Regions from separate parts of the Mus musculus genome. Here region 1 is linked to region 2. Evidence: chromatin loops called from intact Hi-C (ENCODE). Cell type or tissue: left cerebral cortex. All regions are shown on one strand.

Region 1 (8,000 bases), 170 kb before region 2:
TGAATCTCTGTTTCTTTGCTTTCTTGTTTTTGTTTCTGGTCCAACAGCCCCTAGCACTGTAGGGCTCTTACAGATACATGGTTACTCTTTTCTTACTGCTATAATTCACCAGTTTGATGGCATAATGTTGACACCTGTGCTTGTGAGGACAAAGTAAGACACTCATGGACTTGCCTGACACCTTTAAGCATTTAGCAGAACCCTGGTGAAATGTGTAGTGGGAGAAGAACTGTACATCAAAGTATCACGTTGACTCAGCATGGAGTGGAAGTGATATGATTGTGGATGTAAGTGGCTGTCTCAGTTTTGTCACAATGAACACAAAGCTCAGGAAAATTTGAGTGGGATGAATTAGCAGCCTCAGAGCAGGCTGATAGGAGAACAACAGATCAGGAGTGGCAAAGTCAGGCCCAAGTGAAAAAGGCTAGAAAAGCCATAGTATGTGTGTGTGGGGTGGGGGTCAGGGGGACAGGGAGGATTGTCTGGCTGGGACCAGATGCTTAGAAATAGAGAGGGTAAACTCATAGACATACAGGTGAGTATGGCTCCAACAGTCAAAAGTGATGCTGTCTTGCAAATGACCCAAGGATGAGGTAACACACAGGTTTATTATGATAACACAATTTACAATTACAAATGGAGTAATTTTGACCCGAGGAGGAGACCTGTTGCAAGAATTGAAGCAAAGTCTCTGACCCAGATTGGTCAGTGAAACCCTAGAAGCAGGTTTAAATTTAGTTGAGTGAATTAAACTCAAGATAAGAGTAGAAATCATGGACCTGTAGCTCGTGAGATATTTGTTAGGCATGTATTCATCTAGAGACAAGAATAAAACAAGGACAATGAAAGAATATATCTTAAATTATTTTGTTCAAACACTAGCAAGAAAGGAGTGCCTTTGCTTGATATAAATGGATATCAAGAGAAGAACTATTCTCTTTTCGTATCTTGTCTACAGTGAATGGATTAAACACACACACACACACACACACACACACACACACTGACCTGAGTTAACTGCAAACAGAGAGCAATAAAGAGCTTGTAAGAATCTTACCTATTTCTCTAAGGCTTGTGGAAGCATTTACACTTCAGCAAGTAGTTTATGCTAAGGACATTTAGTTTGAGCCAGCAAAAAGGGCAGTGAATGCAGAAAGGCTAAAGATGGACATGTATAGGTGAAATTAACAAAAATAAGTAAATAAAAGCTTGTTTCTAAACCCAAGACCAGAAACCTCACAGAAGTAGTGAAAGATGAATACATCTGTTACCAAAGTCACATCTGGTCACTTAAAAAAAGGAAGAAACAATTTAGTAGAATTAACAAGAATTCACTAAGTAGTCACTTCCTTTTTTGTCAATGTTGCTACATCAGCAGAGTGGACTTCTGATGGAGGAACTATATGATGAATTTGAAGCTGCATGGGAGAGGACTGGATTACTTTCTGAGACTCTCTCAACTGGGAGGGTCCTTTTCTAACTATCAGGAAGCCATGCCAATGTCCCATGCTTGGTGTCTTTTGACAAGAGAAGTAAACATGCACAGATAATGTGGGTCCTCCCTGACAAAAATCCCCAGCAAGGGGCTGGAGAGATGGCTCAGCAGTTAAGAGCACTGACTGCTCTTCCAGAGGTCCTGAGTTCAATTCCAGGCAACCACATGGTGGCTCACAACCATCTAGAATGAGATCTGATCTTCTCTTCTGGTGTGTCTTAAGCGAGTGACATTGTACTCACATACATAAAATAAATAAATTTTAAACCTTCTGCTTTGGGAAGGAGTGGGACAGGAGGGGGCAGGACCCCCCCCCCAAAAAAAATCCTCAGCAAGAGCATCCAAATTCAGTGTCAGCTGGAAGCAGAAGATTAGCAACTTACATGATGATGAAGGACACAGATCTTCCGTTCAATTGGGTGGTGGAATTAACCATTATGTTAGTAATACAGAACATGCAACAAGCTTAAAGACTAAGCCAAATTTAACACAACAGAACTCAATAGAATAAGATGGAGTGTTGGACACAAATTGTAGTGAATGTAGGTTGAAGAAGGCCTCTGATAAACATTTGCTATGGAAACAACAAACAACAGAAAATGCTCCAAGGATATACTTCTGAACAAAGCAGGTACACAGCTTTCCACTGTGACTTTTAAATGAAACTTTGGATGCAGTTCTAGGGATTTTAAGAAGGACACTGGGCAAGGAAAAAGATAATAGAGATGGATATGTACTCAGACAAACTGAAGCATTCTCCTGCAGAGTCAAGAATAGGCATGTTGGGGCTGGAGAGTGTGGCCAAAAAGGCATACCACTTTTGGATAAGGCCCAAGTTTGGCTCCTAGCACCAATGTTGGTTGGGCAGCTCACAACCACTCTCCATCTAATTCTATGTGATTTAATGTCCCCCTTCTGGTCTCTGTGGAAAGATAGCCATGTGCATGTAATTAAAAATACACATAAATCTTTAAAAAAAAAAAGGCCTATAGAGTCCAGAAAGCAGATGTGTAAATCTGTTGAGAGGTATCATATCATGGGGATCTTTGCAAGTCAGTGTCAGCTATAGCTAGATTTCCAGAGCAGTGACATCAATCAATAGGTAAATGTGGGTACTACTACCTTTAAAAAAAAGACCTTCAGTCTTGTCTGCACATTATGATCAACCACCTGATTCATCAGTCAGGTGTAGGGTTCCATTCCAAAGACTGTATGAACACTCTTTTATGATTCTAAGATATTAGCTGGGAGAGGCCATGACTACAAGACTACTCATTGGGAAGTTCAGTAGGTAAACATCTTGCTTTCTCTCAAGTCATTTTCTGATTTGAGAAGACAAGTGGAAATTAACTCAGAATTATACACTACAGCTAGGCACTGATACAATTCATTCTACTAAAATAAATACCTCAACACAGGGCCTGGCATACAGTAAACTTTTAATAAATATTAGCCATTTGTATCTTTTGTTGCATGGAGTATTATAGTAATTATATGCTATAGATGAGACACAGCCTCTGAAGGTGGCTTAGCTTTCAGTAAACTGAAAAGTAAGGATTTGAATACTGCTTCACAGTACTACTCTGGTTAGAACTTTCTCACCACAGGCCTGTCCAAATATCAGGAAGTTAACGCAAATTAGTGATTTATCTGAGTTAGCATTTAAAAGCCTAACAGTAGTATTTCTTTTCTTTTTTTTCTTTTTTTTTTTTTTAATCCGTGGTGAGGAGCCACTTTTGATTGCAAAATCTGTAACTTTTCCTAATAGTGTGGTTGCCTGGAAGCGCCCTTGGGTCTCCATAGTCTGTCAGAACTCCGAGCAATTGTTAGCAAACAGGGTTGAGTAAAACCGCCCATTCTTACGAACGGGTAAGTGTCTCTCGAAAAGCTGCCTTTTCATAGAATCTAGTAGGTTAATTCTCTTTAACTCTGAGGAAGGAGATCCAACCCTGGACCGGTTAGAGTTTGTATTGGATGGCTACATTTCATTGAAAGAATAAACAAAAGTTGGGTGCATATCTCTCTCACGCGCGCGCGTACACACACAAACACACACACACACACACACACACACACACACACACACACACACACACACACACGAAATAAGATAAAGTTTCCTTTGTGAACTGCAAACTCTAAAGGATCTTCCCCCAATCCTTTATCTTTGCTGATTAAAATCAGTTCAGCTTACAGGGTTCCTTGCGGTAGGATTCCCTGTATTTTGCAACTCCATTCTAGGCGACAACTGCTTCGGATTAGGTGGATTTTCCCCTTTCTCTTTGAGAGTAAAACTGATTCAGGAAAGGGGGGAAGGGAGGGAGGCGTCGGGAGTGTAACTATTTTGGAGCCTGGAGAGGGGGTTGGCCGCTAGCTTTGGTAGTGGGATTCTTTAAATTCTCGGCTTTCCTCTTCCAGCGCTTTAAAAAACGAATCGGCCCCTCCTCCCCCGGCCTCCAGAAATTATCTTTCCTTTGGGTGAGATTCCAGAGTGGAACTTGAAGCTCTTGGGTCAGGAGAAATCAGAGCTGTAGGAACCAAAGCGGCGGGGCGGGGCGGGGCAGGGCAGGGCAGGGTGCTTGGGGTTCTGTGGGGTCCTGTGGTGTCTTGTGGGGTCCGGGCCGCAGCGACCGGAAGGCAGAGCCTCGCGTGGAGCCGTGATCTGGGGCGCCGGAGGAGAGCCCGTGCGGAGGTCCGGATTGGGCTGGGCGGGGGTCCCGCTCTCCCCCTCCCCATCCTCGCCTCCCGGGCTCTGCTGACGTTGCGGCTTCCTCCGCCCCAGGCAGAGCCCTGCCGCGGCCCACCCCCCTCTCTCCGCCGACGGTCTCCGCCCAGTCCGCACGGCGGCTAGAGGCTGCAGCGGCGCACCCCGGGCGCAGCGCCCTGAGCTCGGATGGCTCGGCGCGCAAGCTGAGGGCCCGACTCCAGGGGTCCGGAGTCCCGGCGCCCCACGGGGACGCAGAGAGAGGACGCCCGGGAGGACGGAGCGGTGAGTGATGGGCTGGGTTGGGCGCTGCTCTGGGCCACGCTCCAGGAAGCTACCCTCCTGTGGCTCCATGGGTCTACACTGGACCGGTCCCTACGGACCAGCTTGAGCCACGTCCCCCGCTGCGCGTCGATTTCCCTGTGGACTGAGCATCTCGGGCCAGCTCTGCTGGCTCCGTGATCTCCTACCCGGGTACCCAGCTCAGACAGCAGCACCGAGATCAGGAGCGAATGGCGGGGACTGGACGTGCTCCCGAGTTTCCAGAGGTTTGGAGATAGCACACCCTTGCGTTCCCTTCCTATGCTACACCAGTTATCTAGGGATGGTAGTGGTCGTGTGCTCCCATGCTGGTTGTGCCTGTGCGACCTCCGGACCGCCAACGCCCAGAAAGCTGCTTCTGAGTCACCCCCAGCCACAGGATTCCAGCGCCCCTGCACTCCAACACCCCAGAGTGATTGGGCAACCTCAACCCGAGGCCGCCTGGGCCAATCGGGGGCCCGGCAGGCGGGCTTGACTCGGGCTGGGGAGCACTGTAAGCGATGCCACATGGGCTCAGAATCTGTCGAGGCTGGATCTGAGCTAACTTTGTGAACTGAGAACTTTCTCATCTCTCCTTTGAGGCAACAGCCTCCGTTTAGGCCAGCTGGCATTCATAACCTAATCCTTTGCTTCCAATGCAAGAGGCCGGCCTCTTTCACCTGGAATTCTTTAGGTCAGGAACTGACACGTTGGTTTCTAGAGATTTTCTAGTGGATTCTTGAAAACATTTGGTGTTTATTGCTGCTTAATCAACAATATCTTAAGGAAGGTAGAATCTTCTAGAAATATTTTCATATTCTTTCACATTACAGAATTTTCACTTTTACTAATTGTCTTTTCAGCTTTTACATCTTCTTAATAAATGATAGTACTAGTGAAGTTAAAAAAAAGATTCATTAGTGTCACTTCAAAATTATGTGTCTGTCTGGGAGTATATGCACAGGACTATAGACAGGTGCCTGCAGAGGTCAGAAGAACATTAGATGTGTTAGTATGGTAGCTACACTCTGAGCATCCTAATGTGGGTGCTGGGAAATGAACTCTGGTCCTGGACAAGAGCAGTACCAGTTCTTGACCACTGAGCCATCTCTACCCCTTATGAAACCAAAATTTTGTAGAAGATTTTGGACTATACTACTAGAGAGAACTACAAAATGTAACGTGCATGGGAAAAATAAAACAGGATTACCCTATTATTTGTTCACACATTACTATTTTCCTTTAATCCTGTACAAATGTGGTCTTTTTGGGGGGGGGGTAGTAAATTCTATTCTACTGAAAAGGGAGAAAATTTTGGATTTAACATGTGTTTACTATAGTGACACTCCTTGAGGGCTTAACCAAAAGCATGAGTGTGGGTTACTAGGACAGGGAGTGGGTACACGAGATACAGCCCCTGCTTTCTTGGAGTGTCTTTGGCTGTAGAAAGAGGAATATGAGACTAAGCAATATGGAGGACTTGAATGTCGGCAGAGTCCTTTAGTCATTATCAGAACATGATATCAGTCTTAGTTTCAATAATTATACGAAAACACTGGTCTACAAAGTACATTTTAATATCCAGATTAAAAAGAGACAGTGAAATCATTCAGTAAAAGAGACTTTTTTTTAAAGTTCCTTGACAAGGAGGGAAATTGACAGCAGGATACAATCTGCATGGTGGGGTTTTAGCCCAGAAAAAGACCATGATAAGAAGTCGGTGGATTCTCCCAGTTAAATCAGTCACATCTTAGTGAGTAGTTCTTGTGCATGTGTCTGCACTAGTACTTAGCAGTAGTTCACAAATCAGCTGAAGTGGTCCATTTCAATGAGATAAGTGGTGTGTGTGTCTGGGGGCAGGAGGTTGCAGTGCTGTTGTGGCGGGACCTAGGGCCATCCTTCACAGAACCTTAGTACTGTCTTAGTATAGAAAATTATTTCAGTCTCTGAGACAATTTTTAGACAAATGCATTCTGGGATGAAACAAAGTTTTGTTTTGTTTTTTCATTTCTTTATATTACTTGTGATAGATTATTTTGCTCTTTATTTCTTCTTGCTTGGTTCCTCCGTGTTGCATTAGAGAAACATAATTCTCAACATTATTATTCTAACTAGTGGAGTAAAAGGGGAAATAATTTGGATATGTGGATTCATTGAGAATCTTTGTTTTCAAAACAGTCAAAGAAATCTGCCAAGGACTAATTACAGTCTAGCTTAAATATTTTTTTTTTCAGCCACTAGGATGTTTTAGTTCTACGTATAGTAAACATTTTAACGTGCATTTCCCTTCTATTGTCCTAGGCTGTGTTGTGGCAGGCCTCTGTGACGGTGGGAACTGTGTCAGTGAATGCTTCACTGTATCCCAGAAAGGGGCTGGGAGTTTGCCATCCTAAAAGAGGGAAAGGCACCTGAGGAGTTTCTGTGATCAACAAACCCTATTGAAAGAGTATCTGACACAGGACAGGACCTTTCCTATTACTATATTTAGTGCCTTGAGTTTTTCTCATATTGGAATTACATTATCTCTTCCTATCGTGATTTGTAGACTAAAACTCTCTGGAGGTCACTAAACTACTAGCAGATGTTTGAAACTAGACAACCCAGATCTGTATACCTGCAGTCAGGGACGGACATGGGAATGAAGCTGGTGTCTAAACCCAGTGTACTCACAAGGGAAATGATCTTCCCATAAACTCCACATGATGAATGAGTGTCAGAGCGGGAAGTAGAGGGCAGAGCCCCAGATACCTGAGACGCTGCATGCAGCTGTTTGCTAGTAGCAAGAAATAGAAATGGATGGTTCCAAAATCTTTCACTACTTTCCCATTCTTTTTAAAAAGTTTTTAATTTTGTTTTGTTTTTTTCAAGACAGGGTTTCTCTGTGTAGCCCTGGCTGTCCTGGAACTCACTCTAGACCATGCTGACCTCGAACTCAGAAATCCACCTCCCTCTGTCTCCCAAGTGCTGGGATTAAAGGTGTGTGCTACCACTGCCTGCCACCTACTGTCCCATTCTAAATGGATACTGTCTTTTAAACATTAGACTTGGTTTTAGAAGAAGATATTTCTATGTGTATGATAAATAAATGTAGCCAAGGGCTGTTTCTTGATGTTTGTTGATATTTCAAAGCTCAATATTATGTAGAAGGGAGATTTGATTAGCTGATGGTGAAATATTTCAGAAATAGAAGCAAACCAGAAAGTATTGAGCAATGTGATACAAGTGGGTCATTACTTTTACTAAAATGTCATCTACAAACTCATAAGCATTTAGTCAGGCAGACCAGATACAGGGAGACAGATCAACTTTACTTGGGGTGATTCAAGGTTTATATATTTTGGGGATGGGGGGGTCCATGAGGGAGAAGTGGGCATCTAAGATGGCCAAAGGTCATTGGCTAAAGGCTTAAGGTTCCAAGATGCCTCAGTAGCATGAGGAAGCATTTCAGATTTTAGGTGCTACTTGAATGGGTTCTTGTCCAGAGAAAGGAAGTTAGTCGAA
Region 2 (8,000 bases):
AGTGAAGACATCAAACATATTCGTATCCCTTCGTGTCAGGACTGGAGAGAAATCTCTGTACCCAATCTTCTATGTGTGGGTGACACCTCACAGGGTCCCTATAGCTTCCTTGGAGACAGGGTGGTTGAGGAAAATGAGGAAGATAGACAAGAAGGTATTGAAATGAAACCTTGAGAGCTGCACCTTTCAAAGTTCAGGGTGCCTGATTTTTTTTTTCTTTCTGATGCTAGAGTTTCAGTACTACCGCTTTCTTTTTTTTCTCTCTGACACTTATGGACAGAAGTCCATCCAAAGTCCTATTTCCGAAATCAATATATAGAGTGAGAAGCTCTCCATCTTTATACAGTTCCATCACATGCTCATGATGACTGTTGTGTCATGACCGTCCAATTTGTATGGGCATGGGAATTTAAGTCAATTGGAATTTAGCTGTGTTGCTCGGCTCGATACTGGTGCAAGCATCAATAATTTGGAGTGCTATTTTGTCCTATGCCCATAATAGCTCCCTCAGAGAGCTATTGAGATTAAATGTGATGGCAGGAAACATTTACCACTCTGCTTTTCATATGGTGACCACAAACCAGCATCACTTTCCTCTATCCTCTTCTAATTCCACCTCCTATCAGTCCTTGATCTAATTTTAGGTTTTCTCCTTGTCTTCATTTAAATAATACATTTTTATTACCTTCTCCATCTGGCTTACTAGAGAGGAAGGTAGAATGAAGTGGTTTTTCTGGAGTGGTACAGTGAGGAAGGTTTTGAGTAATGCGCTGTGCTCATGGTAGATGGTGGATCGATCATCACATTATCATTATTAGTTATTAGTTATTGGTTATTGGTTATTCTCAGCATCACAGTAGGGGTGCCTTTATGACAACTTCTTATAAACTTTTTTCTAAAGCTTCCCTTCTATGATCCACAACAGGGGTCCCAACTGTAACTTTTCCTTGTCAAATTGTTCCTTTATGTTCCCAAACCTCTTTAAGGACCTAAGGAATGAAGTTTTACAATTTCTAGTTGTTTCTCAAACTCAAAGCAGCAGACACAATGAGAGGGAGAGATGCTGGAAGGATGGCTCATTGGGTAAGAGCAAATACTTCTCTGCTGAAGAACCTGAGTTTGGTTTATAATACCCATGTCAGGTGGCCCATGCTACCTGACGTTCCAGATCCAGGGTATCTAACACTTCTGGCCTCCACAGGTACCTGTCTCACAGGACCATAACCCCACAGAGAAACATACACATAATTTTAAAAATAAATAAATAGAACCTGGGGCAAGATAGACATTAGAAAATATGTCTTGATTAGAGTTGTTTCAAACCTGACTTCTGTCATGTTCACTTAAGCACCTGGCTCCTGGGCCCAGCGAGGGACCTCAGGGTTTTTGCTTATTTACTTCTTTAGCCAAAATTATTTTTGATTGCCAGAGAACCAACTGCTGATGGTCATCTTGACTTTCAAGGAGATCAACTAACTGGATTATCTAAAATGCCACCAATTTCTTATTGATGCATTTGTATACAGTTATGAGAGGTTCTATTTTGTGTCAAATTCTGGGAGCTTTGACTTGACAGAAACAAGTAAGAAGGGATTTTTGAGAAAACAAAATCCTTTCAGGAGTTTCCCTGATAGAACATTGCTTAGTGTGACACTTTGCTTGGCCAGGAAATTGTCCTGAACTCACTGTCAACCAATGATAACCTTATGAAAGTCAGACCATCTCTATGGGGCCTAATTTGTTGATTTGTAAAGCAGAACTAATGATGCCTTATCTTGCGGAAGTCAAGGAACTGAACCAAATGAACTACTGAAGCTAATTCATAATCTGATAAAATGTTTATATTCACTGTTATGTAGGTTAATCAATGGATACAGAGCAGTGGTTTTCAACCCTCCTAATCCTGGGACCCTTTAATACAGTTCCTCATGTTGTGATGATCCCCCAACCAGTAAAATTACTTGTGTTGCAGCTTCATAACTGTCATTCTGCTATTGTTACAAATCATAATGTAACTATCTGTGTTTTCCAATGGTCTTAGGTGACCCCTGTGAACGTGTCATTCAACTCTTAAGGAGTCGTGCCACACAGGTTGAAAAGCACTGGTATACAGTTTTTCTGGAATGATAGTAGACCTATGTTGCCTCTTCACTGAGTTGTATCTTTAGCTTTCTCTAAAAGACATCAACTGGCATTCTGCTTTTGGAAGAACATTAAGAGTGACTTTTTTTCAGGTGGCCTGGGGAAGGTAGCTCTACTTTATCTACTGTGTACTGGGGCTGATACAATATTACAAAAGCAATGTTGAAAAAGTAGCTAAAGTAGATGTACATAGTAGAAGGCCACTCAGTTCCCTCCAATAGGAAAGTCAGTGAACAGGGAATGTCTCATCCATTTTATTCTCAAAATTCCCATGAGGCTGAGAGTTCTTTGTCTCTACTGAGCCAAGAGTTTTATAATTTCGTCTGTGCTGACTTACTAGTAAATGAATCATCCTCACCAAACTCGGAATTGGTTTATTAGTTTTCAGGACCTTCACCACAAAGAGACTTTTCAATAAGGTTTTCAATTAACAGCACAATCAAAGAATGTATGAAGTTATAGTGTTACATCACCAGGAAGATTAATAGTTGCTTAGGACTTAACAATAGGAAACAGCCTCTGACGGCTTCTGAAGCCCTCTCCTCAACAAACTCAAACAGAGAAAGCTTACCTTCTGAGCCAGTTAATCGTGGCCATGACTTTTTGGTAAAGGAGATGGGGAATTCCTGATTTACATGGTTCTGAGGAATTCCTAGCATCTATATGAATGCATGAATAATAGCATATATACTTGATATTTTATTGCATTGTGTATCATCTATTTCAAATGAAATAAATCGATACCCCACCCTCTTTTCATGTATTCTTTTGTTCAGCAGCTAGCTGGGTAAATTTTTTTCATTAAGAACATGGCCTTTCAGCCTTATTTATAATAGCCAGAAACTGGAAAGAACCCAGATGCCCCTCAACAGAGGAATGGATACAGAAAATGTGGTACATCTACACAATGGAGTACTACTCAGCTATTAAAAAGAATGAATTTATGAAATTCCTAGCCAAATGGATGGACCTGGAGAGCATCATCCTGAGTGAGGTAACACAATCACAAAGGAACTCACACAATATGTACTCACTGATAAGTGGATACTAGCCCAAAACCTAGGATACCCACGATATAAGATACAATTTCCTAAACACATGAAACTCAAGAAAAATGAAGACTGAAGTGTGGACACTATGCCCCTCCTTAGAAGTGGGAACAAAACACCCATGGAAGGAGTTACAGAAACAAAGTTTGGAGCTGAGATGAAAGGATGGACCATGTAGAGACTGCCATATCCAGGGATCCACCCCATAATCAGCATCCAAACGCTGACACCATTGCATATACTAGCAAGATTTTATCGAAAGGACCCAGATGTAGCTGTCTCTTGTGAGACTATGCCGGGGCCTAGCAAACACAGAAGTGGATGCTCACAGTCAGCTAATGGATGGATCACAGGGCTCCCAATGGAGGAGCTAGAGAAAGTACCCAAGGAGCTAAAGGGATCTGCAACCCTATAGGTGGAACAACATTATGAACTAACCAGTACCCCTGAGCTCTTGACTCTAGCTGCATATGTATCAAAAGATGGCCTAGTCGGCCATCACTGGAAAGAGAGGCCCATTGGACACGCAGACTTTGTGTGCCCCGGTACAGGGGAACGCCAGGGCCAAAGGGGGGGAGTGGGTGGGTAGGGGAGTGGGGGTGGGTGGGTAAGGGGGACTTTTGGTATAGCATTGGAAATGTAAATGAGCTAAATCCCTAATAAAAAATGGGAAAAAAAAAAAAAAAAAAAAAAAAAAAAAAAAAAAAAAAAAGAACATGGCCTTCCTCTCCTTTATGCTTAATGGGTTTAGGTAATTATAAAGCATATAATTAAAATCAATTATATGCGCTAACACCTACCTTGTATTTTTGCTGCCAAGTTCTTTTGGCTGGCACATCAATTTCTGTGGCTTGGCAGAGATAGACTCGCTGACTTCTCCTTTGTCTGCTCCACTACTCCACCAGGATTCAGACCACCGCCTTCCCAGGAGAAAAATAAACCCAAAGCTTAGCTCTGGCTGTTTCTGACTCCTTTACTCTAGCAAAGCTGAATTGCACAGACCTTACTTATGCTTCATCATTCTCCTTGATTCTGTACTCATTCCAGCTGTGTTTTTGTTTAAAAATTTAAGGTAATGACTGCAATTAGAAACAGCCATGTGGGGGCTCAGGGTTTAATAGCGCTTGTTGCTTTTCCCGAGGATCTGCATTCTTTTGCCAGCACCCACACCTGGTAGTTTCTAACCACATGCAACTCCAGTCCAATGAGATCTATATCACTTTCTCTTGCACTCTTTTTTTTAAAAGAAAAAGAAAAAAGAAACAACAGCGTGGGCTTACTGTTCTTTCGCATCTAGTTTGTACTAAAAGGCAAACACAAACAGACCTTTACATTTTTAAATCATATAACTAATTAACGGCATTCTGAATGCAGAGTACAAATATGTTTTCTAGCTCAAAAAGCCACAAATGCATAGACACAATTTTAGGTTCAACATGCAGCATACCAAGTATTAGTATGCGATCAAGAAAGAGCAGAGTGCCAGGCTTGGGAAACAGGCAGGTTTAAAACTGGTTGTGTGAACTGGAAGTTAACATGTCTACAGATGTGACCCTGGATGGAATAGCGCACGGTGGTTCTAAACGGGTGAACTGCATCGTCCTTAGTGGAACTCATTTGGCTGTTCTAAACTCCAAGAATGATGAATCTTCTTTAATCTCAGCATCTAGGGAGACTGCAGCTTTCATGTATGGTTTCCTCTGTTGCCACCTAGTGGTTTCTATGAGTATGTGCACTATCTGTAGTGGGTGACTGCAGTACATATGGAGCATTACAAAGATATGAAGTCTGAAGCATTCCAAACATTAAGACATTTAAAACAGCAACATGAGGGGTTTGAAATGCTCCATCAGTAAATCTACGCAAATATTTCCAACTTGAAAAAAACACTTTCAGAATTACCACCACCCCTGTCCTGGAGTCTCAGGTTCTCTTTTTCTCTCCCTCTTCCTCTCCCACCCTCCCTCCCTCCCTCCCTCCCTCCCACCTCTCTCTCTCTCTCTCTCTCTCTCTCTCTCGCTCTCTCTCTCACACACACACACACACACACACACACACACACACACATGAAAGGTCCAGGACAGCACTATAATCTTGTTTCTTTCAGAAGGCCATAGTTATGAAGGGTTAACATGGAGTTCAGAGAAGCACTGTCACTCATTACTCATATGACCTTATGAATGTCAGCCTCTCTGGAACTTTAATTTTCCTTTGTATGAGACAGGAAAGAATGATTAAGTTGTAAGAGTTGTTGAGTGAACTCCTACTTGGAACACAGACTTATTTGAAGAGTAGTTCTGCGAAAATCTATATTGAATAAATCTCCTTCAAAATTAAACATATGGACAGACACACTTACATGCCACGGGGTTTATATTCCAAGACTCTAGTCCTTGTAATTCATCAGTGTTATTTTGATGGGAAAGACACTTGGAAGATTTGACACGAGTACTTTTAGATGAGGAGATCAAGTCCTGTAGAGTCTCGAGTCATTTCTCCACAGGAGGAATCAGTCAGGGAAAATGTTGGGCTACTCTCAAGGAATCACAAACTATGTCCGCTCAACACAGACAGGGCAGTAACAATAAACAGACCAAAAAATTCTACCAAGTTCAACTTGGCAAGCCAAGGAATTTATTGGAACTGCTCATAGGATTATAGGTGAGGGGTTGCTCATAGGAAGTGCATCACCCTAAAGCCCCGGTCCACATGGGTGACGACTCACAGAGCCTCCACCCCTGGATCTTTCTGCACCATCTTTACTGCTTATGTAACTTTTGGGTAGGAGAGGTCTTGTGAATCAGGTAAGTTTAGAGGTTTCCTGGGATCCTTGAATTGCTTAAACTCCGAGTCTTGTGGATCCTGTAATCTGGAGGAAATATTTCAATTTGGTATTGCCAGACAGGAGAAGAAAGAGTCATTACTGAGTGTCCATCATCCCTGACAAACAGGGCCATGAGCTAAAGTATGTGGGCATCCTCTACAAACAGGCAAAGACGTAGACTCTTTCTGAGAGCCGGCAGAAGGAACACAGCCCTGCCGACATCTTTATTTTGACCTACAGAGAACTGTGTCAGACTAGTAAGGATTCTATATAGTTTTTATGAATTACAAGATGACAAATTTGCATTTCTTAAAACCACAGAGTCTATAGAAATTTATTATAGTGGTGATTGTGTGGTATGATGGTGGCACATACCAACTCATCTCAAGAGTTTAGGAATCCAAGACCTCTTCAAGGGTGTGTCTAGTACAAGATTGTATCTTCCCTTGACCAGTTTAGGCAAAACTGTTGCTCTTTGAACTATCATCTTTCTACCTATCAATTATCTATCTTTCTGTCAATCATTTATATATTATCTATCTCTATAATAGTTTGTAAATAAAATACAATGTAGTCCAACTTTAAGGGGACAAGAACTGCAAAAATAAGAGCTCATATTAACTTTATTGGATCCATAGATACTTCTCTTTCCATCTCTCTGTCTCTTTTCAGACTAGGATTCACTGTATAGCTCAGACTTATACTGAATTAATGATTCTCCTGCCTCATCTGACTCAGTACTGGCATTGTGGAAATATATCACTCTGGACCTGTAGGCTTCATTTTAAGGCTACAAATATAATTTAAAAGGTAGTTAGCATTAACAGAACTGTATATTATAAATCCAATTTCATCATATATGGTTCTTTTTTATTCCCTTTGGTTTTTTGAGACACAGTTTCCTCTGTGTAGCCTTCTACTTCTATAACTCACTCTGTAGCTCAGGCTGATCTCAAACTCAAAGAGATCCACTTGCCTCTGCCTCCCAACTGCTGGGATTAAAGGCATGCACCACCACAGCCAGCAAATATATATATATATATATATATATATATATATATATATATATATATATATATATATATATATATATATAATTTGTTGTTGGTTTTGTTTTGTTTTTCGAGTCAGGGTTTCACTGTGTAACCCTTGGCTGTCATTTTTCAAGGATTCTCAAGATTCTCAATTTCTGTGGGACTTTATGGAGCATATAAGTTTCATACATCAAGTGGGCTTGCTATTGGAAAGACTACGCTGCCATTCTTTTATTTGAAGTCACTTAAGAAACAAGCGTATTTATTTAGGAAAGTAACTGAAATTCCTCGAGAAGAGTTTTTCCCCCTTGAAGATAAAGCCCAAAGCATCGTTCTTCTGTCCCCCAAAGCAAAAAGCAGGTCATTACAGGCAAAACAAGCGATAACGATTATTACAGAATGCTGTCCTTTTTGCCATCAGAGAACCTAGCCTTTGAGCTTTCTCTGAAGTATCCTGGATACCAGGGTGGGGCATGCGAATGAAGCTGCATTGCACAGCAGCTTTACGCCCCCGCGTGGCTGGCCATTGATTCCGGAGTGCTCCTCTCCTATGCGCCAACTGCCGCCTGTGTCTCCAGCTGGCAGCGTGGCCAGGCCCTACATTAGCTGCACCCCGGCATACAGGGTGGGCTGCCCCAGACGCCAGCAGTCTGAGATTGGACTTTTTTGAGCTCTTCCTCTCGGATCGCTGTCTTTTCTGATCGCAGTTCAATTTTGGACGTTTTGGGGGTGGATCAAGGACTTCCCCCACACTGGAATGAAACCTAGGCGACAGTTGCCAGCACGTCTGTCTCACATCCTCTCACCTGGCCTCCTGTGCTAGGTCCCTGCAACCAGTGTCAAAAGAGACCCTGTTCCAAGGATACAGTGAGCATGGGTTGAGGAAAGTGTTTGGAAGATGTGTAGTAAATCTAGCCAATTTAGAAAATCGACGGCCGCTGCATAGAATTT

What was found. A loop is a pair of places that touch in the nucleus more often than their neighbours do. Peaks named below come from ENCODE experiments on the same cell type or tissue, not always from the same donor. Only the 100,000 strongest peaks of a DNase experiment are listed, where the experiment ranks them.
Region 1: it touches region 2 in a loop (2.0-fold over the local background); 2 of 42 quality-filtered maps call a loop at or near these places.

What each region holds. Positions count from the first base shown.
Region 1 is chr10:34,203,564-34,211,563 of GRCm38, reverse strand. Dse (dermatan sulfate epimerase) reads left to right here and starts at 4,329. Exons shown (of 6, transcript NM_172508.3): 1 at 4,329-4,484. In left cerebral cortex, a CTCF peak has its summit at 4,780; DNase peaks (open chromatin) are centred at 3,557, 3,917, 4,386 and 4,642; H3K4me3 peaks cover 1,606 bases; H3K27ac peaks cover 1,395 bases.
Region 2 is chr10:34,033,680-34,041,679 of GRCm38, reverse strand. Trappc3l (trafficking protein particle complex 3 like) reads right to left here and starts at 4,083. Exons shown (of 7, transcript NM_001162937.1): 1 at 3,992-4,083. It overlaps Calhm4 (calcium homeostasis modulator family member 4), which reads left to right. Exons shown (of 2, transcript NM_001081165.1): 2 at 1-2,896. The coding sequence ends at 174. In left cerebral cortex, CTCF peaks have their summits at 4,908 (motif pointing left) and 7,555; DNase peaks (open chromatin) are centred at 4,902 and 7,575; H3K4me3 peaks cover 524 bases.